2 separate regions of the Homo sapiens genome follow, and region 1 is linked to region 2. The links are chromatin loops, found by intact Hi-C in ENCODE. Cell type or tissue: CD14-positive monocyte. All regions are shown on one strand. Links, peaks and the distances in the headings refer to the core of each region. The heading gives the core; the rest is flanking DNA.

Region 1 (15,593 bases), core at 4,064-12,063, 240 kb after region 2:
GGTTTCTGCTCTGATTCCCCCGCTGATTCCTCTCTAGGGGTGAGCTTTCTGGGCCTGCGGGGAAAAGGCTGATGGAAACAGACTGAGTCACAAAAGTGAGGCAGTGCAAAGCTGTGTCAGAGGCTACTGGTGGGCAAGGGGCCTTGAAACCAGGCCCAGATGATGCACTGAAGATGCCCCCCTGGGAGAAGGCCCAGCTGCTTGGCGGCAGCCCCTCACTGCTCAGACGGTGGAGTGGTTCAGGGCACAAACTCTGTAGCCAAAACTCCATAGTTTGAGGCCCACTTCTATTGTCTCCCAGCTCCATGACCTCAGATGAGTTACTCAACGTCTGTTTTCTCATCAATGACAGGCTGTTGGGAGGGTTAACTGAGTTAATATGTGTAAAGTGCATAGCATGGACCCTGGCCTGTGGTAAATGCCTAATCAATGTTAGATATTATTATTATTGTTATTATTGGTTACAGCTGTTTTAGCCTGCAACGTGGGTAGGAGGAGCACACAGACGGGCCACTGAGTACAGTCATGCAGCTTGTGTATTGAAAAACCAGGACACCATTCACGTGGTAGCCTGGAGAATGGCACCTTCTGGAGTAATGCAGTGCCCAACCTGTGCAGCTGGCCCTGGATGCCCTGGGCAGCCCTACTCCAATTTCTAATAGGTACCATTTGAAGTTGGACCATTTGGAGCAAGGTCCTGGAGAAGATTCTTTTTTAAATATTTATTTATTTTTTTGAGACAGAGTCTCGCTCTGTCACCCAGGTTGGAGCGCAGTGGCGCGATCTCGGCTCACTGCAAGCTCCAACTCCCGGGTTCATGCCATTCTCCTGCCTCAGCTTCCCTGGAGAAGATTCTTTTAAAAAAGGAGGTACGGTGGCTTTTGAGTAGAGCTACAAAGACCCAAATAAGGTATGGCCTGGCTCTTGAGAAGGTCCCAGGATGAGAGGCACGATAGCTAGGACGCTGGCCAAGTCATTCCTCTCTGGGCCAAAGTTTTTGCCATATGTCCCGCATGAGAGACGGGGTTAGTTTTGAGAGGGCAAAAAGGCTTTATCCTTGTATGCCAACTCTGATTGACTGGCTGTGGCTATCTGAGGCTATGTAAAGTGAGAAATCAGAGGCCACTTCGGGATGGGCAGGAAGGGCTCTTCAATTGATTGGTGATGTCTGCATGGGGCCAGGGAGAGGGGAGTAGGGGCATGCGTGTGGCCACACTTGCCCTCCTCAGATCAGCTCAGTGGTTCTAATCCTGGCAACCCTTTAGAATCACCAGAGGAGATTTAAATACACTTCAATTCCAGGAATATGGCCTGGAATGAGTATTTTTTTTTTTCCCTAAGGTGTGGTCAGGCTGAGAACTGCTGGGGTAGATGGCCCTAAGTTCCTTGTCACCCAGGGCTTTCCTGGCCTTCCCAATCCTACCACATCCATTTGCATCCTCACTGGGGGCTCATTTTCACCTCGGCATCGTGTCTGTATTACATAGCTTTATGCTGCAGAGGTGGGAGGGGACTTAAAAGCCAGCCCTCCATCAGTCTTATTGCCGGGGAAAATTTTTTTTCAGTTGGGAGATATAGAGATTGAGGGTACTGACTATGTCAGGCTTTGGGGTAACCCGGGTACCCTCTTCTCGGGACATACAGTGGAGTCTCGCTGGGGGAGGCCTGAGTTTTGTATCTGGGGGGTTCTCTTGGGGCTAGGAAAAGCCTGGCTCACTCTGGCTTCAATCAAGGAAGCCTGTGGCTCCCTCTCTATCTCCCTGAAGCTCCTCTCGGTCCTCCAGGGAGGGTGGGATCGTGGGACGCGCAGAGGTCCACGGAGGTCTGCGGGAAGTAACACGCCCCAAAGCACAGGCTCCTTTGGGGCCTCTGGAAGGAGCTCAGGGGGAGAAGGAAGCAGACGAAAGCTGACTGGGGCCACTAAGCTCCACAATGCAGGGTGCCAGGTCGGGGGTGGTGCGTTTGGACCACAGGGTAGCCCTCCAAATTACAGTCAGGGCGGCAGAGGCGAGATGCTTCTGGGAGGCTACCCCGGCTCGGCCCCTCCAAGGGCCCCGAATCCAGCCAGCTTTCCTCGGCCCCTCCCATCCCCCCTCCCAGAACCCAGCCCTGGAAGTCCAAGGAGCAGGTCATGCCAGCCTGTGCCTCCCAGAGGGGCAGAGCCTCCCACCCGGAGCCAAATAGAAGCAATCAAATAACATAGAATTCGATCATATTTTAAAATAAGCTTTATTTAGATTTTTTTTAATATTTTATATTTGCATCCATGCCTTCGAGAAACCTTTCCCACGGGAAAGGTTATTTTCGTCTAATGTTACCCATAACTCATTCGCTATTTGACGTAGTTCTCTTAAATAAATCATCCTTTAGTAACTCTTAGAATTATCTCCTAATTTACAAAAACTGAAATGAAAAGGAACTACTAAATCATTAGCAGGAGTGGTTGCAATCTTATTTTCTTGTAAGTAAAGGGAAAATGATAAAAATCAACCAGAAAAGAAATTCATGGGCAAGAAAAGTATTTTCTAAAATCTGTCTCCGTAGAGAAAGATGCCAGCTTGGGTCGCTCCCCGTCACCCCTAGGCTCGGTTAAACAGTTTGGTCAAAGGAGGACAGAAAAGTCCTTATGAGGGCCTCTGCCTGCTTGCTGTTTGCTGACTTTTGGACCAGGTCAGAAGGAAAGTGTTGTTTGTTCTTGAGACTTTGGACACAATGTCCTATGCCTTCTGATAGAGATACTCTAGCATTTGAAAATCTCCTTGCTTCTTTTTAAGAGCTGAAAATGTCACCGTTAGCAGAAAGCACGACTACTGTTGTCTAGAGGTGTGGGTTGAGCTGTTAGTTGTTAAGGACGAGCAGAAGCAAAAGAATAAGGAAATTGAGTTTTAGGCCTTGGGCAGACCTTGCTGAACAGCTCACACATCCTCCGTCCCCTGGCATTAAAATACACACAGTTCCTTTGCTGGTGAAGCCTCTTTGGGGCCAACGCCACCCCCCATATAGGCAGATGTTCCTGCCAGCTCTTGTCTCCTGGGGTGGGTAGGCTCAGGCTGCTGTGACAAGTTGGGGGACGGAGTCCAAGGGATCCTGGGAGATTCTAAGTGTGGCTGATGGAACCAACCAGAATGGGGAGGGTGGAGGGCTCAGGTGCTGGACTCTGTGTCCCCACTGTGGCCCTCCTTTTGAAGTGGGTGCCTCCCCTAACAACACCTGCCTGGCCCACCTGCATCCTAAACCCAGGACAAGAAAGACACAGCTGCAGGGAGGAACAGAAGCTGCTGGAGGCCCCTCGGAGAACAGACTCAGGCCAGGGTCCCACTGGTCGTACCCTTGGATGTGTGGCAGGCTGTCTTGCCCTGAACTCAACCTCTCTCAAAAGACAGACCCAAAGAAGGGGACCATGACTGTCAGCACTCTGCTCACTAAAGTCGTGTTCTGTATGTCAGATAAATAAATATATAGAGAAAGGCCTGGAGGGAGCTCTGGGTGGGAAGAAGGTGGAGGATCCTTTCATGCATGGGCAGGAGAATGGGAGAGACAGAGAGAGAAGGAGAGAGAAGAACCAACAGAAAAAGCAAGCTTTGAAATCCAATGGTCCCTGGGTTCTGGCCACCCTAAACTACTTTGCACAGTTGGGTAGCAGCATGGTAACAGAACAGACAAGTCAACAGAGACACCCACCTCCCGCCCACCCCATGGAAAAATAGACATTCCAATATTTATGTAATAATTTAGATAGAATAAGTTTTCAGCATTTGTGCAAATAAATTAAATGAAACAATTTTCTTTTTTTCTTTTTTTTCATAAAGAAAGAAACGGCAATGCAATTTAAAAACTGGTAGGCCGTTTAAAAGAGCCGGTTTGACCTCTGACAAACCCAGCCAAGACAAGGCCCCTTGGCCCGGCTCGCGAGTCTTTGTAGAGAGCAGAGCTTACCCTGACGACGATGGCGTTTTGTGGTTAAAGTGACTTGGGCGCACCCCCAGGACAGGGTCTGGTCCCACACGTTCACACCAGGGGGGCGGGAGGGGGGACATCAAAAACAGACCACATCCTCTGCCAGACGGGCTCCAGGAGTAGCGGTTTGGACGAGGGACATTTACAAGCACAGAGTGCACAATAGTTTTGTTATTTACAAATACACAGCAGTCCTTCAAGTTTTCAAGTTTCATAAAAAGGAGGAGGGGAGGAGAAAGGGGGAAAAAAACAAAAACAAAAACAAACCGACGAACCAAACAAAAAGAAAAAGAAAAACCAAACACTGAAGAAAAATAATAAACCAGATTAACAACACAACTGTATCGCTCCAAAGACGACAGAGAGTTGACAGGTTCACACACGGTTTGCGGTATGTACATCAATTACAGAGGTGGCGACGCAGGGGAGAGAGGTTCACACTCGTGTTTTCACTTGTTAGAGGCGCTCGGCCACACCCAGCACCCATGTGTGCCAGCGCACACGTGCACACGCACCCCACGCACGGCCACACGCGCACCCACGCTCGCTTGCACACACGCCCACACGCACAGACACGCCTGCGGGCAGCAGGCGCAGGGGAGCGCGTATCACCAGTCCGCGTCCTCCTCTATGTAATAATCAGGGGCGGTACCATCAAAGAGGCCGGGGTCGAGGGACTTCCGCTGCTTCCCTCTGGCGAAGACGCGGGAGATGGAGCCGAATCCCATCTTCTCTTTCTTCTTTTTCCGTTTTTGGTCTTCAAGATCCTCTAGTGACTGAGGAGTCAGGAGCCACGTGGAAGAGGGTGGGGGAGAAGAAGAAAGCCAAGCTTAGCTGGGGTGCAGACTGCAGTGGATGGGATCCGGGGTGGGGAAGGCCTCTCTGAGCTTTAAGCCAGTGGGGTCAGGGACGGGCTGGGATGGCTGAGAAGCCACCTCCAGGGCTGGAATGCCAAGGTCAGCCCCTCATTCACTGAGCAAACAGGGACCAGTCACAGAACCTCTCAGGGACAACAGTAAGACCCTTCCAAGATTGCCACGAGGATGTTGCTAAAGAGAGGATAAAGACCCTGAGAACAGGCCAGGCACGGTGGCTCACACCTGTAATCCCAGCACTTTGGGAAGCCCAGGCGGGTGGATCACCTGGGGTCGGGAGTTCGAGACCAGCCTGGCAAACATGGTGAAACCCTGTCTCTACTAAAAATACAAAATTAGCCGGATGTGGTGATAGGCACCTGTCATCCCAGCTACTTGAGAGGCTAAGGCAGGAGAATCACTTGAACCCAGGAGGAGGTTGTGGTGAGCCAGGATCGCGCCACTGCACTGCAGCCTGGGCGACAGAGTGAGACTCCGTCTCAAAAAAAAAAAAAAAAAAAAAAGAAAGAAAAAGACCCCAAGGACGGTGTCTGGTGTGCCACAGGCATTCAGTACAGTGAGCAGCTGTGGTCATTTGTACTGTAATAATATTGTTTAAATTCAATTTGCCCACAACTTTCAGGTGCTTGTTGAGGGCTTGTAGGAGGATGTCCATGCACTCGGCCACTGCCTGTGGTCATGTCCACGATGCGAGGCCACAGGGAGGAAGGGTGGCCACAGGCCCTGTCTGCCGTGCCAGGGCACTAAGCACACAGTGACATGGGCAAGGAGGCCTGGGAGAGTCCGGAAAATGTGGAGGAGTCTGGAGCCTGCGTCAGCCGAAGGCAATGGCTTGGTACTTGCCCTGGACAGGAGACAGTATGGCCACCGGGGGCTCCATTTCTGATCATGACTCTACCTGTGGAACCCTGGAAAGCACCTGAGCTGCTCTGAGACGTTTTCTTGTCTGTGACGTGGGAAAACAATATAAGATGATGGTGGTAAGGTCTACCCTGCCCTCCTGTTAGGGACACTACCGGCATCTGGGTGGTATCTGCAGGAGAGTTTTGCAAACTGCCAAGTGCTTCATACAAAGACATGTGGTGGCATCATGCGTAACCGGGGTGGGGCTTAGACTTGACTCATGGTTCCCCAAACACTTAGGGATTTCCTGAATTCCAGGCCCCACCCTGTACCTGGTGGATCAGAATCTCTAGGGCAAATGGCCCAGGAATCTGCATTTGAACCACTTCCCTGGTGGTCTCCGTTGCGAATGGGTGGTGTGCAGACCCACAGGTGGGGAGCCCAGGACTAGAAAGGTGACTTCAGAGACCCCTGCAGACCCTCAAATTCATGTTGTTTGTCCTCCCTGCAGCCCCCTCCTCACTCTGATGACAGAATATTGAAAATGTTAAAAATGAATCAAGTTTCTAGCAGCACAAAAAACCCACTGCCTGGGCTATGAGCTTTTCAATAATAATGGGAATTTTATAGAGCTGGCTGCCAGGGTAAGCCATGGCCAGGGCATCAGGACGGAGGACATGTGTGCACTCAGCAGCTCCACAGCCCTGCAGGGCACAGGGCCAGGCGGGCCCAGGTGCTGAGACTGGCTCAGGCCCCAGCCCACCTGAGACTCCAGAAGTGGCATAAATCCTCTCCATCTTGGGTGTGCGGCATGGATGTGGGCTCAGCGGAAGTGGCATAAATCCTCTCCGCCTTGGGTGTGCGGCATGGATGTGGGCTCAGCGGAAGTGGCATAAATCCTCTCCGCCTTGGGTGTGCAGTATGGACGTGGGCTCAGCGGAAGTGGCATAAATCCTCTCCACCTTGGGTGTGCGGCATGGATGTGGGCTCAGGGGAACAGAGGGTGAAGTTGTAGTCAAGGTGGGGTGGAGGGAGGGTTCAAGTGGCCAGGGAGGGCACACCTACCTGTACAATAGGGTTGTGCAGGTTCTTCTGAACTGGGCCGGGACTGTCGCCCTGTAGCCAGAGGAGAAGAGGAAGATGAAACAGCAGAGACAGGTGACACAGGAGAGCAGAGGCGGCCCGTGCGGTGTGGGGCCTTCCGTGGAAGGATGCCATCTCTCAGGGGCCACCCTGCCTCTGCAGTGGGGAGCCCACCCCCCATCTCCTGAAGCAGATACCCCCAGATGGCTTATTGATGGGGCCTGGAGTTTCCCTAGAGTTCCTGGGGTCCTCTCCTGCCCAGTCTGGCCTCTCAACCCCCAGCATCTTCTGACCAACAAATTAGCCACTCCAGGGCGTCTAAGTTCCTGTCCCAGTCTGTCCTCTGAGTTAGAGCTAGAGCTTGGTTAGACTTGGTGCTTTTCATAAAGAAATGTACTTTTATAGAAAAAGCACAAAATAGAGAATTTTGGGACAGAAACAAACTTGGGAGACCACGTAGCCTCTAGCTTCCCCCACAACCGACACAATGAATCTCTTAGTTTGCGCAGGGGCAGGCAGGACTCGTTAGCCCTATTCACAGATATCAAGAGAGGCAGCAGACAGTCCACTACCGTGGAGCTAATTGGATGCAGAGCTACAGCTCCAATTGGGGGCTGTCAGATTCCTCCTGGCACAGTGCTCCTTCCAGGCAGGAGCTCCAGGGTAACTGCATACTTGGTCCTGAGCTTTGGGCTGCCCCAGGAGGGGTCTGAACTCCTTCCCTTTTTCCTAGGGAGCCTCAGACGACAGGTCCCTAGGATGGGCAGGTAGGACATTTCCATTGTGTTGCCAGCCCTGCCTTACGTGGGTGTGGAGGGAACCCTTAATAGCCTACAGGTGTACAAAAGCCTTCACTACATCCCAGAATCAGTCTGCCCTGTCTGGAGCCCACAGATCCTTTGGATCAAAACAGTCATTACTAGGGAGACTCCTGGTGGTTATTTCTGGAATTGCAAGCATAATGCCAAGGTCCGTCAACCTTCTCCAACCTCTCTATGCTGAGTTCCTACTTTTGCTCTAAATTAGTGGCCAGAGTGTGAGAGGATGAGGCAGTCATTAGTCCAGGCTGCACTATTCTTGCTGGTGGACGTCAGATGCCCAAGGCAAAGGGTTACCTGTAGCTATTTTTGGGCTCTTCCTGGCTTACCTGCATGCACACCTGTTGAGATGGGGGGATAAAAAGGGTTGAGGAAGTGAGGGAATTAATGAATGGTAGTTTAGTCTTTAGTCTCAAGGTTTGCAAACAGAATCCATTCTGAAGGCAGCTAAGATAGTTCCACTCTGGATAGGAACATCTTTGCCAAATCTATGGGTAAAGAGAATGGGGCCTGCTCACTGAAACGCCTGTATGCAGACAACTGGCTTATCAAAGCACCCATTTCCTGGCAGCAGGAATGTGCCAAGGCTATGGTGGGCAAAAGACTAGGACTGGGTCAAATGCAATTCAAGAGGCCTTTGGAGAACTCCTTCTGCAGAATGGGGTTTTTCCAGCAGCATTTCTGCTGCCAGAGTCCCCATGGGCCCACCACGAGAAGACAAAATATGGCCGTGGGGGGAAGGTATTCTCAACTGGGATGAGAATGGTGCAGGGACACTGCTGGCTGTAGGTATAACTCCACAGTGGTCCTTCAGGATCAGGGAATGGATGTCAGAGACCCCTCCAGTGGCCCACCTTCCTTGCCTTGGTTCTGTTAGTCAAGATAGACTTTGTCACTAGGATTCTCTTCTGGGGACAAGAGAAGAACATACTGCTTCCTCAAAGCACCAGTATAAAACAGAGAATCCCGCCAGGTGCAGTGGCTCATGTCTATAATCCCAGCACTTTGGGAGACTGAGGTGGGCAGATCGCCTGAGGTCAGGAGTTGAAGACCAGCCTGGCCAACATGGTGAAATCTCATCTCTACTAAAAATACAAAAATTAGCCGGGTGTGATGGCAGGCATCTGTAATGCCAGCTGCTCGGGAGGCTGAGGCAGGAGAATTGTTTGAGCCTGGAAGGTGTTGGTTGCAGTGAGCTGAGACTGCGTCACTGCACTCCATCCTGGGTGACAAGAGTGAAACTCCATCACACACACATACAAATAAATAAAATAAAACAATAAAAAAGAGAATCCCAGGCCTGAGCAGGGCCCCAGGCTGCAAATGACCTTCCTACTCTGAGGAGGCCATCTAAAGTCCCCGGGCCAGCAATCTCTGCCGCCCACCTGAGCAGACTGAGGCAGCTTCTCTGAAGTTTACTCTTAGCTATTTTTATAAGCACTTTTCATTATTGTGGATTGAAAAAAATGGTTCCATAATTACGACTCATCTATAGGAAAGTGATTGATTTTTACACACTGATTTCCAAGCAACACTGTTATGTACATGCTTATTATTCATTCTAATAGCTTTTCAAGTTATTCTCTTGAGTTCTCCAGGTAGAGAATCATGTCACTGGCAAGTAATGGTTTTGTCCAATGTGTTCACCTCATTTCTTTTTTATTATCTATTTCGCTGGTTAATAAAGTGACATTAACTGAGTTTTGGAAAAAGCCGTCTCGTGCATTTGAGGATCTAACCCTATGATGTCTGTCTTCAGGATATGGCAGAGGGGAGCCTCTGCATTACCAACTGTGTGATAAAACAAAAATTCAAGGTGGTCCCCACACCCAGACCCCAATATTTCATGTTAGAGCCTCGACATGGCTTCCAACTGTCCTCAGAAGCTCAACCCACCTTCAATTTACTCCCACACTGTTGCAGAGCCCATCTGTCTGCCCCACTAGTCATCAAGAGCTAGGCAGCTAGGGCCTTTGCCTCCTGGGAGCTGGTGCCCAGTATGCAATCAAAAAGTGTTTGATGAAATAAACAAAGGAAACAAACTTAGACCATATTCACAAGCCTCTCCAGAGGCAATTCATGCCAAGACTCCTGGGTCAGGATAGAGAGCTGGCTCTAAAGGGAAATGAGGAGGTGCTGGGGAGGCCCTGAGCTCTGGAAGGTAATGTGTGGGAGGAGAAGCCCACGGTCCCAGACAGGGCCCACTGGGGCAGAGTTCCAGGCTGTGCCTGCGGCCGACCCAGGCCCGCTTCCTCTGGATTCTCCTCACCCTCCCGGACACAAGGAGCAAACGGGCCTCATTCCTTTTTCTCCCCACATCCATCGCTTCTTGCAAAAGGAAAGAACAGAACAGGAAATGCATTCGCCAGAGTGCTCCCTGGGTGGACGAGAGGAAACAGCGAGTATGGCTTCACCCCGCCACCCCCGCCCCTGCAGTTTCTGGGCAGGGCCCAGGGGCCCAGGCCCCGCTGCTGCTGGCCTTACGTTGCAGAGGGAGTGTGTCCGGTGTCGAGGGGAGTTGATGTCGCTCGGTGTGGACGACCGGTCGCCTTCGGCGGCAGATGCGTCGGAGATGACAGAGGGCTGCCGGGAGTGGCAGGGGCTCACCCTGACCGCTGGAAAGCAGGGACAGCTGGTGAGTGAGGGATGGAGAGAACGTCCTCGCCTGTGCTGCCTTGGCGGTTATTCCACCCAACACCCCCGTTCTACAGATGGGAACACTGAGGTGTAGAGAAGGGAAGAGACTTGCCTGGTTCTCCAACCCCCTACTCCACAGCTCCACACGTTCCCATAGAGCAGCTGCTGGGAAGAACCTCCCATAGCCTCTGGATCCAATGAACCCTCCTCCACCAGCGTGAACGAGGAGAAGACATGGAAGTTTTCAAGTCTTCTCATTCCAAATTCAAGTCTCCTCGTTTCCAAGTCCAATACAGGAAAGTGCTTGATGTTTATAAATTCATTTCTAAGCAGCACCGTGATGCATTAATACGTGAGTACTCTGTGACTCTACTCACATGCTCCCACCACCTGGACATTCCTAGACCTGGTGCAATCCTAACCACTGCCCCAAATCGGTTTCCCAAATGAGAAACCTAAAGGCCACCACCACTTTCTCTCTTTCCCCCATATCCCACATCCAATCGGCAGCAGCAGCTCCAAAACATTGCCCCAAATCTGCCTGCTTCTCTCCCACTGCATTGCCACCACTGACTCTCGCCTGGAAGACCATGAGGCCTCCCGGTGGGTCGCGCTGACTCCACTCTACACACCAGAGCATGGGCCACCAGCCAGCATCTCATCTCTCTTCCTCCTGGCCTCCGAGGTGGCCTGATGTGCCACGGCCCTGCCTACCCCAGCAGCCTCGGCTAGAGCCACATCAGCCTTCTGACTGCCTGAGACAGGCCATGTCCCCCTGCCTTGGTCTCTGCCATTCCTGTTGCCCATCAGGGGCACTGTCATCCTCCAGGTCTCAGCCTGTCCCAGGAGGCCTTCCCCAGTAATCAGCTCTCCCTACCCTGTCTTGTTGGTTCTTATCAAAGTGCTTGCTTTTGGCTGGGCATGGTGGCTCATGCCTGTAGTCTCAGCACTTCGGGAGGCGGAAGAGGGAGGACTGCTTGAGCCCAGGACTTCGAAACCAGCCTGGGCAACACAGCAAGACTCCATCTCTCCAAAAAAAAAAAAAAAGTGCCTGTTTTCTGTTGATTTCTCTCCTTGTGCTAATTACAATCTGTCATCGTTCTGCTTGTTATTTATTTATTTATTTTTGAGACAGGGTCTTGCTCTGTTGCCCAGGCTGGAGTGCAGTGGTGTGTTCTTTGCTCGCCACAACCTCTGCTTCCCGGGTTCAAGTGATTCTCCTGCCTCAGCCTCCCGAGTAGCTGGGATTACAGGCATCTGCCACCACCAAGTCCAGCGAATTTTTGTATTTTTAGTAGAGACAGGATTTCACTATGCTGGCCAGGCTGGTCTCGAACTCCTGACCTCGTGATCTGTCCACCTCAGCCTCCCAAAGTGCTGGGCTTACAGGCGTGAGCCACTGCATCTGGCCTGCTTGTTATTTAATAGTATATTTACATATCATATCTGTACACTGACAACATCTGCTCTGTGAGGGCAGGTACCCTGGGTGTCTTATCCTGTCGAATCCCAGAGCTCATGGTGCCTGGCACATAATAGGTACTCAATAAATAGTGGTTGAATGGAAGGTCCAGACCAGAAGCCACAGCTCAGAAGCCCTTCCAAGTCCCCAGCAGGTTGCTCTCCTGTCTGCAGGCATTGGCACTGGATGGAGAAAGCATCTTTTGTTTGACAAGACTGGCTAAGCACCTACCATGTGCAGGCGGCATGCCAGCAGGTGGGGTTGCATTCCTGCAAAAGACAGTCCTTGCCACCAATGGCCATATGCTCTAATACAGAAGATGGGTGGCTGAAGGAGCCCTGGCTTTGGAGTCAATTCCAATCTGGGTGAGTTTACCCTACAGGCTGTGTGACCTTGGGCATCCTCCCTAGCCCCTCTGAGCCAGGTTTGTTATGTGTAACATGGGGATGGATGCCAGTGGTACCAATCCCAGACAGTAGCCACATGTATGATGAGCCTACCACAGTGCCAGGCACTGGACAGATGGGAGGAGTCATGTGACAAATGCATCAACAGCAAACCCGAGGTAGGGTAAGAGGTGCTATGACGCAGGTGAGCACCCAACTTTACAGGAGCATAGAGGACACAGGGGAGAGAGCACGGAAGGCTTCCTGGAGGAGGGGGTGTCTGATAAAATGCATGGAGATGGTTGTATGTGAGGCAGATACTGTGGAGGAGGAAGGGCCCAGAGGGCAGATCCACCAGCCTGTCCAAGCTTTCCCAGACCAGAGCCAGCTCCATTGAGGAGAGGCCCTGCAGAGGCAGACGAGGATGACCAGGAGTCTGCTGCCCCCACGTGATTCAGAAACTGCCCAAGCCCTGTCTGCCTTCAAATTGCACCTCTGCCCTCCTGCTGCCCTGGGGCTGGACCCAAAGCCAGGACAGCTGGCTGCATGGCTGGGCTGTGAGACTCTGAACAAGTGGTGGCCCTCTCTGGGTCTCAGTTTCCCTGCCTGACGAGGATGCTGGCCCCGAGCAGTTTTATTATAAGCTCTTCCACCTCTGAGTTGAGGCTTTGAAGGCCAGAGCTGCCCACGCTTACCCCAAAAAAGTCACACCACCTTGGGTCAGACAGTGAAGGGAGGGCTGCTATCCCACTCAATGGGAAGGGAAGACTCTGAATTTGCTTACTGTCTGGGTTCTCAAAGTCCCCTGTGTCACCTATCAATGATGACAACAATGGTGATGATGACGATGATAATGAGAATAGCAGCTAATATTTACCCAGCTCTGACCATGATCCCAGCCCCATTCCCGCAGTTTTACACATTTCATCTTCACGACAGCTCCATGAAGTAGGTAAAGGAAGTCTCAGCAAACGTCTTTAACGTACGTTGTGTGCTAAGAGCCTAATGCCCCTTTTACACATGAGGAAACTGAGGACCCTGGCCTAGGTCATGGGTCATGCCTCTAGTAAGCAGCAGGGCCAGAGTTGAACCCAGCAGTCTGAATCCAGGGCCTATGCCCCTTCGTCCCAATGACTCACCTACACTCCCCCATCTGTACCCTTGACAGGCAATAGCAGGGCCTGCTGGCATCTCCCTGATCAGCCTGCCAGGCCCTTGTAGGTCAGGGCTGTGTCTGACTCATCTCCTGCAGCTCCAACAGCCAGCCCAGCCTGCAGCCTTCACAGTGACCAGCTCTTACCTCTGGTGCATTGGCTGCTGCTGGATGCCTGTTCCCAACTTGCATCTATCACATAAGGGCAACTACTTGCAGAAGGGACAGAGAACAGAGCAAGGTGGCCTGCAGACGTGCAACAGGACAGCGAGAAGTTTGGAGCCTGTTCCATGGGCAGTAGGTGCAGATGCTGTCCACAGGCCAGACTTCCCTGCCGAGTGCCTGGAGCAAACACCTGTGACATTGACATCAGCCCCTCTTGGATGCCCTGTGATTGGCCAGAGCTGTCAATCAAGGAGTTCTGCTGCCTCCCCTGCCAAAGGATGCCCATGTGACTCTGATGTGGCCAATCAGAGTCTTTCTTTGGGATTTGCTATGGACACAGGGGGAAAGAGATAGTTTTTCTTTCTTAAGACTTGAGCTGTGAGGGTCTTAAACATCTGGAACTGCAGGGGACTATTTTACTTTCTTGCTGAAAGAGACAGCCTGAAGATGAGGCCAAAAGGAGGTGGGCAGAGCTAAGAGATGGAGAGACGGTCAGAGGGACCCAGATAGTGTTTGAACCTCTGGATCCAGCTATGCCTGCTGTCCATCTCTTAGATTTTTCAGTTACATGAGCCCAAGGTCTCTGTCCCACGCCCCCAAGCTGCTGTAGTACGAACAAAGCAGCTGCCTCTCCCACTGGGTCAGATGGCCTCCTGTGAAGCCCCTCGAAGCCGTGGTGGAGCCAGGCCAGGGCAGGACTCACCTTGCCGGTCCGCAGGGTGAGGGGGGTGTGAGTGGTAGAGAGTCTGTTGACTCTGCCGGATGGCTGCGGTCAGCGGGAGGTCCGCCTGCACCACCCACTCCTGGTTGCCATTGAGCACCGTCTCGCCCGGCATGGCGAGGGAATGCCGCTTGGGGACGTCCTTGGTCAGCGTAGCTAAGGACTGTTTGGCCTGGAGAGAGCAAGAAGACAGGAAGAAGAAGTCATGATCAAGGGGAACTCTTGGCCAGCTGCTTGGCACCACCCACCGCCATGGGGAGAAAGCCCGGATCCTCTGCACCGGGTATTGCTGGCTCGGCATCGAGCGTCAATTGGTAAGTCAAGCGCCTGCCCCGCAGCCGTGTGAGGGAGGAACTGTTGTTCTCCCCATTAGACAGCTGGAGGCGCGAAGGCACGGAGAGGTGTGGAGCCTGCCTTGGGATCCCACAGCTCAGAAGTGGCAGAGCCAGGATCAAATCCAGACAGAGACCAAGCTCCAAAGAACTGTGCCAGGGCCTGGCCACCTGGTCACACAACTCTAGGGGGCACTGCTTACATAAACATGGTCCCTCTTGGTCTCCCCATCTTATATAGTGGGATCCTAAAGTTCCGAATGGTGGAGTAATTTGCTCAAGGTCATACAACAAGTAGAAGAAGTGAAGTTTGAACCCAGTTCTGTCTGACTTTTGTCACATGGATGCATTTGTGTCAAGTTAACTCACCCGAGAGCTAACCTGGGGGTTACCCACCAAGAGCAAAGTGAGACCAGAAATAGAGGGGTTCCAAGAACACTCCTTTTTTTTGTTTTGTTTGGAGATGGAGTTTCACTCTGTTGCCCAGACTGGAGTGCAGTGGCTCAGCTCACTGCAACCTCCGCCTCCCGGGTTCAAGCAATTCTCCTGCCTCAACCTCACGTGTAGCTAGGATTACAGGCATGTGCCACCATGCCTGGCTAATTTTTGTATTTTTAGTAGAGATGGGGTTTCACCATGTTGGCCAGGCTGGTCTTGAACTCCTGACCTCAAGTGATCCACCTGCCTCGGCCTCCCAAAGTGCTGGGAATACAGGTGTGAGCCACTGCGCCCGGCCCCAGGAACACTCTTACCACCCATTCTTTTGGATTCTCCAGGGACTAGCCAGGATTCAAGTCCGATTGTAAGAAAAAGGTGTTTGGCTCCCATTAGTTTAACTCCTTGCAAGATTGAAGGCTGCTTCTTCTCCCTGTCACAAGGTTTTGCCAGAGAAGTGCCATGTGCACCTTCTGCAGAACTAGCAAGGAGATGGGCAGGTGCACGATCAGCCTACACGACTAGCTCCTTCTTGAATGCAGGCTGGGGACAGGCAGATCCTAAGCCCAGCTCTCAGGAGCCCACGCCAAGAACATGTAGGACAGGAGGGAGCCCAGGGACAAGTGTGAGGCTGAGCTGGGGCCGGGAGGCCGCCTCGACTGGCCACACAGGTCTTCCTTTCTCTGCCCAGTGTCTGAGACCTCTTTCAGCTGTGTTATCTCCCCT
Region 2 (15,593 bases), core at 2,773-10,772:
CCCCCTCCCGCCTGGCACGCCACCCAGCAAACTCAAGCTGTGCTGGCTTCTCCACCTCCATCTCCTCAAGTCGGGCTGACCACTGGGCTCTGTCTGGCTTCCCCTCCCTGCTGTGGTCTGGAAACTCTCTCCAGCGCAAGCCAGCCGGGGGCAATCGTAGATTTCATCTTGTTTGTTTCCACTCCCTCCCAGATCATCGTCACATGCTTCTTGGGGCCAATAGATGGAAACCATTATTTCAGACATTTTTTTCTGTTTGTTTGGTTTTTGTTTGTTTGTTTGAGTTGTTTCAGGCAGGTGAGGAAATCCGCACCTTGTTCCTCCATCTGCCTCTCTTCCTGTGGAAGATGGGGTTTGTGATGTGTTGTGATGGCTTCTGTGAGCCTGGGTCACTGTGTGGCCACAATGACCAAAGCCCCTACTGACCCATGATGGGCTCAGGGTGGAAGCAGGAGCTGAACCTGTCTATTGTGAGCCACTGAGACTTGGGGGACTGTTTGTCACTGCAGCGTAACCCGGCCCAGTGCTTCTCGAGCTTAAGTGTGCACAAGCAGCAGCCGGGAGGCTTGTGAAAATGAAGATTCTGATCGGAAGGTCAGGAGTGGGGCCTGAAATTCCCAGTTTCTCACAAGGATCCAGGTGATGCTGATGCTGCTGGTCCAGGGACCACACTTGGGGCCGTGAGAGTGTAGCCCATCCCAGGCCATACCTGAGCCCAGGTCTGTCTGACTCCTTGATTAGAGGAGTGGTGTCTGAGACAGGCTTGTAGCGTGGATGGGGTGTGATGGACAGACGCTGGGGAGGAGGGCAGGGCCCAGCGAGATCCCCCTGGGATGCCTGGTGCCCAGAGCAGCCCTGCCCATAGGGCTCACAAGTATCCAAGAACATTCCATGTTAGGGAAGAACAGAGGTAGAAGCCTGGAGTGGGGAGGGGGACTGCAGAGTGAGGCAGAGGGAAAGCCACGGCCAGGCGGCCTGGGTCCTGCGGAGACAGCGATTGTGTCTGACTCAATGCTACGCTCTGCTTTCACAGCCACGGGCATGTTTCCTGCTGTGCAGGGGGGACTTTAGGAGCAATATGCCCAATCTGGACTCATTCCCTCTCCACCACCTGCTTTTCTCTCTTCCCCCTTTCTCTGTCCATGGCCCTATCATCTGCAGGTCTCGAGACATGCCATTCTCTGCCTTAAAAACCCTAACGTGTCCCATCACACTTAGAAGAAAACCTGAACCCCTCCCATGTAATGTGGCCCTGCCTCCCCCCTGACCCCACCAGGTCCCATAGCCCCTTGTTCCCTGACTCCAGCCACACTCGCCGGCAGTTGATCCAACACCGTGGCTTGGTCCAGCCTCGGGGCCTTTGCACCTGTGCTCTCTGCCCAGCATACCGTTCCCAGGGGCCTCCCGACAGCCCCTCCCACCTCCTCAGAGATATCCCTGCCCAGGCACTAAGCCAGGGATGTCCAATCTTTTGGCTTCCCTGAGCCACACTGGAAGAAGAAGAAGGGTCTTGGGCCACGCATAAAATACACTCACGCTAATAATAACTGATGAGCTAAAAAAAAAAATCGCTAAAAAAAAAAAATCTCATAATGTTTTAGGAAAGTTGAGGAATTTGTGTCGAGCCTCATTCAAAGCTGTCCTGGGCCATATGTGGCCCGCAGGTCGTGGGCTGGACAAGCTTGCACTAAGCTATTCTCCTTCACTTCACCCCCTGAGTGCTTCCCCACCACGGTGTCCAGCTTTATTTCCTCTGGAGCACTGATCTCTCTCTGGTATGGGCTTGTTCATTTATCTTTTTACTTCTTATTGTCTGTCATCCTCTCCCAAGTGTGAGCCCCATGAGCAGAGGGGCAGAGGGATCTTGACTGCTCAGGGCTCTCTCTCCCCAGTGCCTAGAACAGTGCCTGGCATCTAGCAGCTGCTCCATAAATGTGCTGAATGAATGAATGAATGAATGAATCCAGGCTAAGAAACAGCTGTGCCTGGCAAGGGTGGGCCATGAGTTGGCTGCCCCCTTGCCCACCCAAGTTCTTGAGTATCCAGCTACCTCTCAATTAGCAAAATGCTTTCGCTCCGGCCCAAGAGCACCAGTGTGAGATGGGTAAGAGGCTGGGTGCCTTAAACTGGCAACCCCATTTTAGCCACATTCTAGTTTGCATTCACAGCAAACTGGCTCATGGGACTGCCTGAGCTGCAGCTTGTCCTGTGTGTTCCCTGGTGAGGTCCATGCTCAGCAGGCCTTTTAGCTAACAGATAACATTTGCTCAAATATTTATCAAGGGCTCACTCCAAACCAGGCCCTATGCTAGGAACTGGATGGCACATAAACCTCTGAGGGTGAACTCAGATTCATGGACAGGAACTGCCTAAAGGGCTGCTGGGAAGAACTCTGAGGCTGCAGCCAAGTTCAGTAACAAAAAGTATGTGGTTGATTGGTGATGTCTGCTGTGGCCAAGAACAACGGGTGCGGGAGTGGCAGCTCCCAGGCCCGACTCCAAGGGCTCACCTGATGTGATAGCGTTGTCTCTCTTTAAGTTCTCGCCCTCATTCTTCAGGGATGTGATTTCTGAGTTCCGCTCTGACAGGGTCTGGCACAGCACCTTGCTGTAGCCTTTCTGTAGGGCACTGATCTGTGGGAGGAGGTGGCACAGTCAGAGGGGGGCTGGCCCACGTCTGGGAGACACACAGGTACTTCTCACAAGCTTGACAGAAAGATTCAGATTGAGTTTTGGCTGGGGTGTTGGGGAAACCAAGCTTTTTAGTTTTAACCAGTGGAAGGGACAGGGGAGGGCCTGTTCCTTCAAGGACCACCACTTCCTATGTCATCAAAACATGAACCTTATCTTTGTGCCCATAAAGGGGCCCAGGCCTGGCTGCCACTGGGGACACCTGGTTTCTTAATGTGCCTTCTGATGACCTTTGGACTCTCAGCCATAAACAGATCACCTGTTGGTTCCAGGTCGCCCAGTACTGACTGGATACAGAGCAAAGTTCAAGAGAGGGAAGCATGTTATAAAATTAATTCCCTCAAATGATAACAATAGGTTATATCTCACAGAACACTCTAGAACCTACAAAGCCCACTCACAGACACTACTCCTTCAACAGAGCCTCATGGCCTCTCCACAGAAGGCTCCTGGGAATGCTCCCGTATTAGTCTGTTTTCACGCTGTGATAAAGACATACCCGAGACTGGGAAGAAAAAGAGGTTTAGGCCGGGCGCAGTGGCTCACGCCTGTAATCCCAGCACTTTGGGAGGCTGAGGCGGGTGGATCATGAGGTCAGGAGATCAAGACCATCTTGGCTAACACGGTGAAACCCTGTCTCTACTAAAAATACAAAAAATTAGCTGGGTGTGGTGGCGGGCACCTGTAGTCCCAGCTACTCGGGAGGCTGAGGCAGGAGAATGGTGTGAACCCGGGAGGCAGAGCTTGCAGTGAGCCGAGATCGTGCCACTGCACTACAACCTGGGTGACAGAGTGAGACTCCGTCTCCAAAAAAAAAAAAAGAGAAAGAGGTTTAATTGGAATTACAGTTTCACTGGCTGGGGAGGCCTCAGAATCATGGCAGCGGCAAGAGAAAATGACGAAAAAGCAAAAGTGGAAACCCCTGATAAACCCATCAGATCTTGTGAGACTTATTCCCTGTAACTAGAACAGCATGAGAAAGACCAGCCCCCATGATTCAATTACCTCTCCCTGTGTCCCTCTCACAATGTGTGGGAACTCTGGGAGATACAATTCAAGTTGAGATTTGGTGGAGACACAGCCAAACCATATCATTCTGCCCCTGGCCCCTCCAAATCTCATGTCCTCACATTTCAAAACCAACCATGCCTTCCCAATAGTCCCCCAAAGTCTTAACTCATTTCAGCATTAACCCAAAAGTCAAAGTCTCATCTGAGACAAGGCAAGTCCTTCCCGCCTATGAGCCTGTAAAATCAAAAGCAAGCTAGTTACTTCCTAGGTACAATGGGGGTACAGGTATTGGGTAAATACAGCCATTCCAAATGGGAGAAATTGGCCAAAACAAAGGGGTTACAGGGCCCATGAAAGTCTGAAATCCAGCAGGGCAGTCAAACTTTAAAGCTCCAAAATGATCTTTTGACTCCAGGTCTCACATCCAGATTACGCTGATGCAAGAGGTAGGTTCCCATGGTCTTGGGCAGCTCCATCCCTGTGGCTTTGCAGGGTACAACCTCTCTCCCAGCTGCTTTCATGGGCTGGCGTTGAGTGTCTGCGGCTTTTCCAGGAGTACGATTCAAGCCATTGGTGGATCTACCATTCTGGGGTCTGGAGGACGGGGGCCCTCTTCTCACAGCTCCACTAGGCAATGCCCCAGTAGGGACTCTGTGTGGGGGCTCTGACCCCACATTTCCCTTCCACACTGCCCTAGCAAAGGTTCTCCATGAGGGCCCCGACCCCACAGCAAACTTCTGCATGGGCATCCAGGCATTTCCACACATCTTCTGAAATCTAAGCAGAGGTTCCCAAACCTCAATTCTTGACTTCTGTGCACCTGCAGGCTCAACACCATGTGGAAGCTGCAAAAGCTTGGGGCTTCCACCCTCTGAAGCCACAGCCCAAGCTCTATGTTGGCCCCTTTTAGCCATGGTTGGAGTGGGTGGGATATAGGGCACCAAGTCCCTAGGCTGCACACAGCATGGGGACCCCGGGCCTGGCCCACAAAACCACTTTTTCCTCCTGGGCCTCTGGGCCTGTGATGGGAGGGGCTGCTGTGAAGGTCTCTGACATGTCCTGGAGACATTTTCCCCATGGCCTTGGGGATTAACATTAGTCTCCTTGGTACTTATGCAAATTTCTGCAGCTGGCTTGAATTTCTCCCCCAGAAAATGGGTTTTTCTTTTCTACTCCATCATCAGGCTGCAAATTTTCTGAATTTATGCTGTTTCCCTTTTAAAATGGAATGCTTTTAACAGCACCCAAGTCACCTTTTGAATGCTTTGCTGCTTAGAAATTTCTTCTGCTGGATACACTAAATTATCTCTCTCAAGTTCAAAGTTCCACAAATCTTTAGGGCAGGGGCAAAATGCCACCATTCTCTTTGCTAAAACATAACAAGAGTCACCTTTGCTCCAGTTCCCAACAAGTTCCTCATCTCCATCGGAGACCACCTCAGCCTGGGCCTTATTATCCATATCGCTATCAGGCTTTTTGTCAAAGCCATTCAGCAAGTCTCTAGAAAGTTCCAAACTTTCCCACATTTTCCTCTCTTCTTCTGAGCCCTCCAAACTGTTCCAACTTCTGCCTGTTACTCAGTTCCAAAGTTGCTTCCACATTTTCAGGTATCTTTTCAGCAATGCCCCACTCTATTGGTACCAATTTACTGTATTAGTCTGTTTTCACACTGCTGATAAAGCCATACCCGATACTGGGAAGAAAAAGAGATTTAATTGGACTTACAGTTCCACATGGCCGGGGAGGCCTCAGAATCATGGTGGGAGGCGAAAAGCACTTCTTACATGGCGGCGGCAAGAGAAAATGCGGAAGAAGCAAAAGCGGAAACCCCTGATAAAACCATCAGATCTCATGAGACTTATTCACTATAACGAGAACAGCACAGGAAATACTGGCCCCCATGATTCAATTACCTCCTGCTGGGTCCCTCCCACAACATGTGGGATTTCTGGGATACAATTCAAGTTGAGATTTGGTGGGGATGCAGTCAAACCACATCAGCTCCCATTTTGCAAGTGAGGAAATCAAGACTCAGAGGGGTGAGGTTGCTTGCTTGGGATTGCACGGATCAGTCGGTGGTAGAGTTACGATCCAAATCCAGGCTTTAGTTGCCTGCTTCCAGTTCTTTCCACGTGGCTCTAGGAACCAGCATTAACAGCCTGAGGCCGTGGAGCATGGTAGGGACTCAGGAGCCAGACTGCCATCTGCAAAATCCGTCTCTGTGTGAAGGTAGGGAGGACACCAATTCTGTCCCATTTTTTTATTCTGTAAGTGTGGTGACAGTCGTAATTTCAGGGTTGTTGAAAGCATTTTCATAAGTTAGTACATGTAAGAGTACATAGACCATGCCTGGCTCCCCACATAGACACTAGCTCTGATTATTCTACGGTGCGTTTTAGCTTCTGCTTCTCTTGCCTGTCTCCAGGAAGGTAGACTGATAGTATTTTTGTGTGCATTTGTAAGCCTTGCCTAGGCTCACTTAAACACCAGTGTGATTGTTATTAAGAGGAGTGCAAGAATCCCTGTTAATCATCTCATCGTGTTGCAGGCATATCATAAGATATGACAGGGTGGGAGTCGGGGGGGACCCCGACAATGCAGATACGGTGTGCCCTGCACCTGGCCACCAGGTGGCGCTCACAGTCTGTTTTTAGTGTCTGTCCCTGAAAACCTTGTGGCTATGACTCGGTGGTAGAATTAACAGAAGGATCAAGGTTTCACAATTTCTACGGCCCATTTCGTGCACCAGTCACATCTTCCCTGGGGCATCTGAGACACTGGAGAAGGGGTGCTCACTAGAAGATGGAGGGACATGGGCTGCAATGTCCCAACCCTCTCCAAGGCCATACTTGCGCAGGTCTCCACTTCGGAAACTTGGAGTGAAAAAAATTATTTCACCTCTTCCTGTTTTCTGTGGGGACATGCAACTCTCCCATAAAAAGGCACTTGGAATTTTTTTTTAAAAAAGTTACAGCTCTTCTCAGCTTAATGCTTTTGTTTGTATACCAGAGGCACAACACAGAGAGAAACTTCCAGAAGGGATGGGAAAATACATCCCCCAGACTCCAGTGCTGTCTGACAGATAGGAAATGTTTCAATCTAAGTACCAGAGCTTTAGGATATCAGACTGTGGGAAAACTCCAAGTAGTCTTCAAACATCTTCATCAATTTCATGACCAAAATAAATATCCATATTGTCTATAATTGGCATAAATCCCCAGGTGTTAGTGCCTATTACACTGTGTAATAAAATGGGCACTGGGTCATAAGAAAGTTAATAGTGCTAGGAAGACTGATTGCTTTAAGATACTAATTCAGCTTCTAATTAGCACAGGCAGTGCAGGCCGCATGGCGGTACGCATTGTCTTGGGGTATTGTATCAGATCGAAGGGCTTTGAGAGCAAATCGTTATGCACACACTTTCAGGAGACCCAGGAGAATAAAGTAATCAGAACAATAAATCAACCTGCCATGTGGCTTGTACGTCTGCTTGAATGTTCTGTTGGCAATAGAATATTTAAGAGACTAAAATGTGAGCAGATGAAACTTGATTTGGATTCAGACCAACTGCATCCTTTAGCTCAGAGATGCTTTGTTATAAAGTATCATCTTTCAATTATGAGCCAAGATCAAAGTGGGGGGAGGAGTATTAATAAGTCAGAGTAATTCTTTCTTTCTTTCTTTTTTTTTTTTTTTGAGACAGAGTCTCACTCTGTTGCCCAGGCTAAAGTGTGGTGGCATGATCTCTGCTCATTACAACCTCTACCTCCCAAGTTCAAGTGATTCTCCTGCCTCAGCCTCCCAAGTAGCTGGGATTACAGGCACGCACCATCACGCTTGGCTAACTTTTGTATTTTTAGTAGAGACGGGTTTCGCCATGTTGGCCAGGCTGGTCTCGAACTCCTGACCTCAGGTGATCCGCCTGCCTTGGCCTCCCAAAGTGCTGGGATTACAGGCGTGAGCCACCACGCCCGGCTACAGAGTAATTATTTATAGATAATTTCACGGTGAAAGATAAATTTCCAGATAATGTGAGCACTTTAAACAATACCCAAAATGTGGACACAGACTCAAAGAGATGTGACAGTTACTCATCCTTAACCTTGTATCTGGACAAGACACTTCACTTAGTGCAGGAAAGCTCTGAAATGGGAGAGTTACTGAAAAAGATGGAGATCTGGTTGCAAAACTGGGTTCAGATGAGAAGAGAAAGAGGCTCCTCAAGGAGTTAGAGACATGTCCAGGCAGCTGTCTGCAGCAGTATTTCCTATAGGACCAGCTCCTTTCATTGCTCTTTCAAAAACAGGTCTGAAGGAGGGTCACTGCCTCAATATTAGGGCATATATTTGTCTGTTTTGTTGTCTACTCTGTCCCCCTCATTGGAACACAACTGTAAGAAGACAAGGATCAGGTCAACCTTGTTCTCTGCCGAATTCCCAGAGCGCAAAAGAGGGCCTGGCACTGGGTAGTCACTCAACAAACGTTTGAATGAACGAATGAGTGGATGAATGAATGAATGAACAGACACTGTCCTATTCTGGAAGGTAACTAGGCCCAGCCCTTGCCCTTGTGGAGTTTATAGTCCCGGAAAGACTCTTCGAGGTTCACCATGTCTAACCTAGGCTTTTTCCAGGGCTGAAACTGTGCACCCTGAACTGGGTACAGAAGGCAGAGGCCAAAAGCAGTGAATCGGCGAACAGAGGCCCCAGGCATGTCCACAGTTTAACCAGCATGATGCACTGAGGGTGAAATTCACCAGTGGCCCATTACTCTTTTAACAACTTTGTTGACTGATATACAATATCACTGACCACTTTTTTTTTTTTTGAGACGGAGTCTCGCTCTGTCGCCCAGGCTGAGTGCAGTGGTGCTATCTTGGCTCACTGCAAGCTCTGCCTCCCAGGTTCATGCCATTCTACTGCCTCCCGAGTAGCTGGGACTACAGGCGCCCGCCACCACACCTGGCTAATTTTTTGTATTTTTAGTAGAGACGGGGTTTCACTGTGTTAGCCAGGATGGTCTTGATCTCCTGACCTTGTGATCTGCCTGCCTCAGCCTCCCGAAGCGCTGGGATTACAGGCGTGCGCCACCGCGCCCAGCCATCACTGACCAATCTTAAAGTAAAAAAAAAAAGAATTTGAATCAAGTTTCAAGAGAAACGTACATGACTGGTAAATTCAGAAATTCCAGGTGAAGAATTTTTGTTTGATGAAATTCCCTATAAGTGAACCAGTAACTAACTGCCTTCAGGGTTTGGTAAAGGCCTCTGTGTTTGGAACACCGGGCAGTTCCTTCTCCCCACTTAGCTAACTTCCCATAGCTCTCTCTGGCTGGGGCTGGATTTGGGTGAGACGCGGTTACTGAAGTGACAGCATTGTGGGGAAATAGGAAATCGAGGTGAGAACATGGGGTCTGCGAGAAGGCGGACCTGAGTTCAAATTGCACTGCCACCTCTCACGTGCTGTGCAAGCTGTAAGCAGTTCCTGGGTGTCTCTGGGCCTGTCTTAGACTTTTTTCTTTCTTTCTTTTTGAGACAGGGTCTCACTCTGTCACCCAGGCTGGAGTGCAGTGGCGCCATCTCAGTTCTCTGCAACCTCTGCCTCCCAGGTTCAGCCTCGGCCTCCCAAGTAGTTGGGATTACAGGCATGCACCATCACGCCTGGCTAATTTTTGTATTTTTAATAGAGACAGGGTTTCACCATATTGGCCAGGCTGGTCTCAAACTCCTGACCTCAAGTGATCTGCCTGCCTCAGCCTCCCAAAGTGCCAGATTACAGGTGTGAGCCACAGCGCCCGGCCTGGGCCTGCCTTAGACCCTTCATCTGTAGAATGGATGTGTCAGAGGATTGTGAGGTTTAAATAAGTTAATCTAAAGCGCTTTGCACTAGTTCTTGCACATGGCCAGTGCTGAACAAAGGCTGATCTTGTTCTTACCATGCTAGGAAACTGCCGAATCTCCCAGTCTTGTGGATTTGTGTTCTTAACCACCATGCTCCACTGACCACGCGTTCCCTAACTCTGGGTGGCTCACCTTGGTTGGTGGTCCTGGGGCCTCCCGGGCCTTGGCCTGAGAGCTGTGCTGTACCTCTCAGGCTCTGCCTACCTGGCTTTTCAAGCTCTGGATCTCTTTCTGTTTGGCATCGATGTCTTCATCCAGAACCTGACACTTCTGCGAGATCTCCTTCTCATTCTGCCTGGAGGTGGTGGTCTCTGACACCTTCTGACTCAGCTCAGCCACTTCATTCTGCAGGTTTGCTATTATGACGTCTTTGTATTTGGATTCAATTTCATAATCTGAGAGACGGCTGACCTCTTTTCCCAGCAGCAGAATTATTTCATCCTGGGTAGAGATCAGATGGGAGGCTTACTAGGTGTGGGCCTAGGTGTGAGGCTGAGCCCATTAAAAAAAAGTAGGGGCCGGGTGCGGTGGCTCACGCCTGTAATCCTAGCACTATGGGAGGCCAAGATGGGTGGATCGCCTGAGGTCAGGAGTTCGAGACCAGCCTGGCCAACATGGTGAAACCCTGTCTCTACTAAAAATACAAAAATTAGCTGGGTGTGGTGGCAAGCGCCTGTAATCCCAGCTACTTGGGAGGCTGAGGCAGGAGAATCGCTTGAACCCGGGAGGCAGAGGTTGCAGTGAGCCCAGACCATGCCATTGCACTCTAGCCTGGGCAACAAGAGCAAAACTGTCTCAAAAAAAGGTAGGAAAATTATAGTGTAATTATTTTGGGAAAGTAAGGGCAGGCAGGCAGGGAAAAGGCAGACTTTGAGGCTCTCTGTCACTTGGCAACTCATAGAGACAAGAGTTTGGTTAAAATGATTACTTGCATACAGACTTCTATAAGTCATGTGTATACCTTAGAGCGACAGAAACTTTCCTTTCCCCTAAAATTATACTTTCATATTAAGAACCACCATCCCACTTGGGAATTTTTGTTGCCAAAAAGTTTATTTATAATATTTTTAGGAATCAACTTACCAGGCCTCAGTCTAACATCTGGGGACGAAGGAAAGGTAATTAAGGAAATGACTCTATTCAACCACATTCTGACTATAATGGGGCTATTTAACTTTACAAATTTAATACATTCTGAAATAGCTTTTCCCCTTTCCTCTCTTCTGTTATTCCCTGGCTCTTTTGGTTATTCACATAAAAATTTATTCCAGGTAACTGAGTCATGAAAAATAAATGAGAGGGGAATGGTGATTTATGTATATAGGCTCTTGTAAATTTCAGGCTGGAAAAAACTTTGGGCTTGGCAGGCTGTACCCACAGGTATCATTAACCCAGTCCCCCATCTCTCCAAAAGAAAAAGCACCGTAGCCGAAGAATTTGTTAGGTTTCCCAAAAAAGGGGGAAAAAATCCCCCAAACTTCTCACCAGAACGCATCAATAAAATATCAGGAAGATTGAGAACAAAAATTCCCCGATGTGATTCATAGGCAGCTACAGAGTTCCTGATCAGTTACTTTGAGAGGAAACTGCTCTCCATGCAATTTTCCACTGGTGGGAAGGAAGCGGGTGGGCAGTTTCTAGGCCAGCTCATTGCCTGGAGAGCTCGACCTTCTAGCTTGCTAACCTGGGGAACCACAGGGTTTTGGTCATGATGGAGCCCAACTGCTGACCAGGGTCTGTCATTGGGTCCCTGTGAGTGCTTGTGGCAACATTTCAAAGGACAGCCTCAAACAGAGTCCATGCTCTGGGGCAGCCCTTTGCCTTATCCAATATGAGTTACCCGAGGGCTCCATTTCCAGCCAGGTGTTTGTTCAATATCCACACAACAAACATGTATTGAGCATCTACTGTGTGCCACGCTTGTGCTGGGCACTGAAGTACAGAGAAGCCTGCAGCTTATGGTGCACAGCTATGGTTCCTGCCTTTCTGGTGGGGACCCTGTGACTTCCTTGAGGGAGCACCCCTGACCCTTCCACACGGTCTTGGTAGGAGGGTCAGTTATGTGCCCTGATCCTTCCTGTCCCACCTGCCTTCCTGTCCCACCTGCAATTGACCCAGCCTGGTCAATTGGCATTTTCTCAGAGATTTCATGTATTACTTAAAAGAGGAAGAAGCTCTTGCTTCCTTTTGGATCATAAACTTTAAACTTACAGACTTCAGTTTGTCTACAGTCATGTTTTCCAACATAAGAAGCCAGCCTGCTGCAAAAGCAAAACTATGAGGGAAACAGTGGAGAAACTGATAGCGGGGGAGGGGAAGCTGATCATTCAAGCTCCTGGATCCAGTCATGCCTGAAGCTGGTTGGCTTTTACATTTTCCAATAAGATAAGACAATAAATGCTTTCTTTCTTTCTTTTTTTTTTTTTCCTTTTTTTTTTTTTTTTTTGAGACAGGGTCTTGCTCTGTCACCCAGGCTGGAGCACAGTGGTGCAATCACAGCTCACTGCAGCCTTGATCCCCTGGGCTCAAGTGATGCTCCCACCTCAGCCTCCCTAGTAGCTGGGGCTATAGGCAAGTTCCACTATGGGTGGCTCGTTTTTTTGTTGTTGTTGTTTGTTTTTTGTTTTTGTTTTTTTTTTTGCAGAAATCGAGTCTTACTATGTTGCCCAGGCTGGGCTTGAACTCCTGGGCTCAAGTGATCCTCCTGCTTGGCCTCCCAAAGTGCTGGGATTACAGGCGCGAGCCACTGAGCACAGCCTATTTTTTCTTAAATCAATTTGTTTATTGTCACTTGCACTTGAAGGAGTCCTGACAAGTCAGGGCATAAATATTTCATAAATAGTAAAAATTTAGAAACGTGGTTGGATCCTATTTCCAGCTTAACAACTGTGGTGGATTAAAAATGGCTACAAATAACTTTGCAGCTTCTGCCATCAAGCAGTGGAGTCTATTTTCCCCAGCCCCTAAATCTAGGCTGGCCCTGTGATCTGCTTTGACCAAGAAAAAGTGATAGACATGATATTGGGTGGTCTCCAAGCAAGTTCTTAAGAGGCTGTACAGCTTCTGTCCTGGCCCTCTGGAAACCCAGAGGCCACTGCACTGCTATGAAGAAGCCCAGGATGAAAAACTATGTGCAGAGAGGGCTCAAATTCCAAGTGTCCTTTAGTGGTGATTTTTAGTGGTGAGATTTTGGTACACCTATCACCTAGGCAGTATACACTGCATCATATTTGTAGACTTTTATCCCTTGCCCTGCTCCCACTCTTCTCCCTAAATCCCCAAAGTCTACTGCATCACTCTTATGCCTTTGCGTCCTCATAGCTTAGCTCCCACATATCAGTGAGAACATACGATGTTTGGTTTTCCATTCCTGAGTTACTTCACTTAGGATAATAGTTTCCAGTCTCATCCAGGTCATTGCAAATGCTGTAAATTCATTCCTTTTTATGGCTGCATAGTATTCCATTGAATATATATACCACAGTTTCTTTATCCACTCGTTGATTGATGGGCATTTGGATTGGTTCCATGATTTTGCAATTGTGAATTGTGCTGCTATTAACAGGCATGTGCAAGTATCTTTTTTGAATAATGACTGTTTTTCCTCTGGGTAGATACCCAGTGGTGGGATTGCCGGATCAAATGGTGGCTCTGTTTTTAGTTCTTTAAGGCATCTCCATGCTGTTTTCCATATTGGCTGTACTAGTTTACTCATGTAACCAAATACCACCTATACCGCAATAACTTATGGAAAAATTAAAAAAAAGAAAACTAATAAAAACTCTATAAAAACTTAAAAAAATAAATCTGTGGGAAGAAACTAAAAAAAAATAACAAACAAGCAAAAAAACTAATTCCAGGTGTCCCAACCGAGGTCCCAGACATGGGAATGAGGACTTCTGAGACCATCAGCCCCTGCCACGCCACCGGCTGACTGCAGTTGCATGAGTGAGGCAGAAGACACCAGCAGGAGAACCTTCCAAGGCAACCCATAGAATTGTGGGAAATAAATTGCTGTTTTAAGCCACTAAGTTTTGGGCTGGCTTGTTTACAGCAGTGGGTAACTGACAGAGCATCCAAACCTGACTTCCCACCTTACTCACCATTGCTGCAGATTCCTGGACATGTCACTCCCGTGTGTGACAAGAGCTCCAGGTGGTTCTGCTCCTTACAGACTCTGAGAATGGCTGCAAGGTCAGGCCCTGATCTTTAGGGGAAGCAAGGCATTGTGGATCATTGCTTTTAGTATTAGGTTGGTGCAAAAGTAGTCGATTATCATATAATTTTCAGGTTGTGGCTAAGTGAGGCAAAATCAACCTGGATCCATCCTTCCCAAGTTTGCTTCAATTTATCTGTTCTGACCTCTCTTCCTGTCTCACTCCCTAAACCTCTCTGGTTCTTTAACAAGTCTTTCTCATTTGCTTAGTCATCTCTGACCTCAGCTCTCACTTCCTCCCACTAGGGAAGTTAACCAGACCTGGGTGTGAATCTCAATTCTGCCCCTTTTACTGTGCAACCTTGGGCAAGTTACTTAAACTCTCTGAGCTCCGGTTTCCTCATTGTTAAGTGATGGTGATTTAAAAAACCTATTTTGAAGACAGCAAAGATTAAATGAGTGAATGAATGTTAAGTGCACAGGACACAGTCCAGCTCACAGTAGATGCTTAATAAACAGTGGTTGCGGAGGTCGTAATTTAGAATAAAACATTTGGTTGAATGTCTTGGGGAGTAAGAGGTGGTTTCTTGGAAGCAGGATAAGGGCACTCCTGGGCCACACAGAACAGGCATCGGCAAGTCCCTTTGCAGTGCGCTTGCTGCTGCAGCTCCACCCTTCCCCAGACCCCTCCCTCACCTTGTCCTGCTGGGCCAAGTCCTCCTCCACATAAATCTCCGCAGGGGGAACTGCCCCAGGAATCCCCTCGGCCACTGATTTTTCTGACAGTTTCATGGCATTGGTCCACACTAAGGCGTGAGATCAGCAGAGAGCACAAAAGACATCATGAGTTTCCCTGAGGCCTGAAGAAGATGTTCACGTTAGCCTTCCTGTTTGTTTCCCCCCAGAGATTGATATTTTATGTAATTTAAAAATTAAAGGCCGGGCGCTGTGGCTCACGCCTGTAATCCCAGCACTTTGGGAGGCCAAGGCAGGCGGATCATGCAGTCAGAAGATTGAGACCATCCTGGCTAACATGGTGAAACCCCATCTCTACTAAAAATACAAAAAATTAGCCAGGTGTGGTGGCGGGCGCCTATAGTCCCAGCTACTCGGGAGGCTGAGGCAGGAGAATGGCGTGAACCTGGGAGGCGGAGCTTGCAGTGAGCCGAGATTGCGCCACTGCACTCCAGCCTGGGTGACAGAGCGAGACTCTGTCTCAAAAAAAAAAAAAAAAAAAATTACAAAGTGGTGTGTGTGTTCACTGAAAAGCAGTGAAAGCATCACGGAAGTACTAGAAAGGGAAAGGGCCACCTCCTTCCTTCTTCCTTTGATAACTGCTGTTACCCAACGTGATGTGTCTCTTTCCAGACCTTTTTCCTATGCCACAGAAGAGCTGGTGATCTTGGGCAGATCGTTTAATCTCTCGGGCAGGTCATTTAATCTCTTTCAGCCTTAGTTTCCACACATATCATTTAGGGGCATGAATAGTCTCTATCATAAAGGGCTACTGTGAAGAGTAAACGAAACGTTAGGTAGAGCAGGGACTGGCAAACTACAGCCCTGGGGCTGAATCCAGCCTATGACTGAAAGTACAGTTTTACTGGAATGTGGCCACAGTTATTCACATATGTATCATCTATGGCTGCTTCTGTGCCACAAACACAGAGTTGAGTAGTTGCAACACAGACTGTATGGCCCTCGAAGCCTTATTTATGTCTGGTTCTGTGATATTGGGATTTATAACAAGAAATAGATACAGCTGGCCCCCCATATGTGTGGGTTCCACATTTGTGGAGTCAACCAACTGTGGATTGAAAATATATATGTATGAGTATGT

What was found. Peaks named below come from ENCODE experiments on the same cell type or tissue, not always from the same donor. Only the 100,000 strongest peaks of a DNase experiment are listed, where the experiment ranks them.
Region 1: it touches region 2 in a loop (6-fold over the local background); 2 of 110 quality-filtered maps call a loop at or near these places.

What each region holds. Positions count from the first base shown.
Region 1 is chr1:15,054,770-15,070,362 of GRCh38, reverse strand. It overlaps KAZN (kazrin, periplakin interacting protein), which reads right to left. Exons shown (of 15, transcript NM_201628.3): 5 at 14,083-14,272; 6 at 10,061-10,191; 7 at 6,741-6,791; 8 at 4,610-4,733. Among named protein-coding and RNA genes, the nearest start is that of TMEM51-AS1, 90 kb to the left of the region's middle. RefSeq lists enhancers at 5,526-6,725, 9,556-10,056, 10,057-10,557. In CD14-positive monocyte, for the core only: CTCF peaks have their summits at 7,465 and 7,674; no DNase peak of the experiment used is centred there.
Region 2 is chr1:15,295,653-15,311,245 of GRCh38, reverse strand. It overlaps FHAD1 (forkhead associated phosphopeptide binding domain 1), which reads right to left. Exons shown (of 34, transcript NM_001391957.1): 5 at 14,453-14,562; 6 at 9,805-10,041; 7 at 2,510-2,633. Among named protein-coding and RNA genes, the nearest start is that of FHAD1-AS1, 40 kb to the left of the region's middle. RefSeq lists an enhancer at 5,177-6,376. In CD14-positive monocyte, for the core only: CTCF peaks have their summits at 6,126 and 6,325 (motif pointing right); a DNase peak (open chromatin) is centred at 6,375.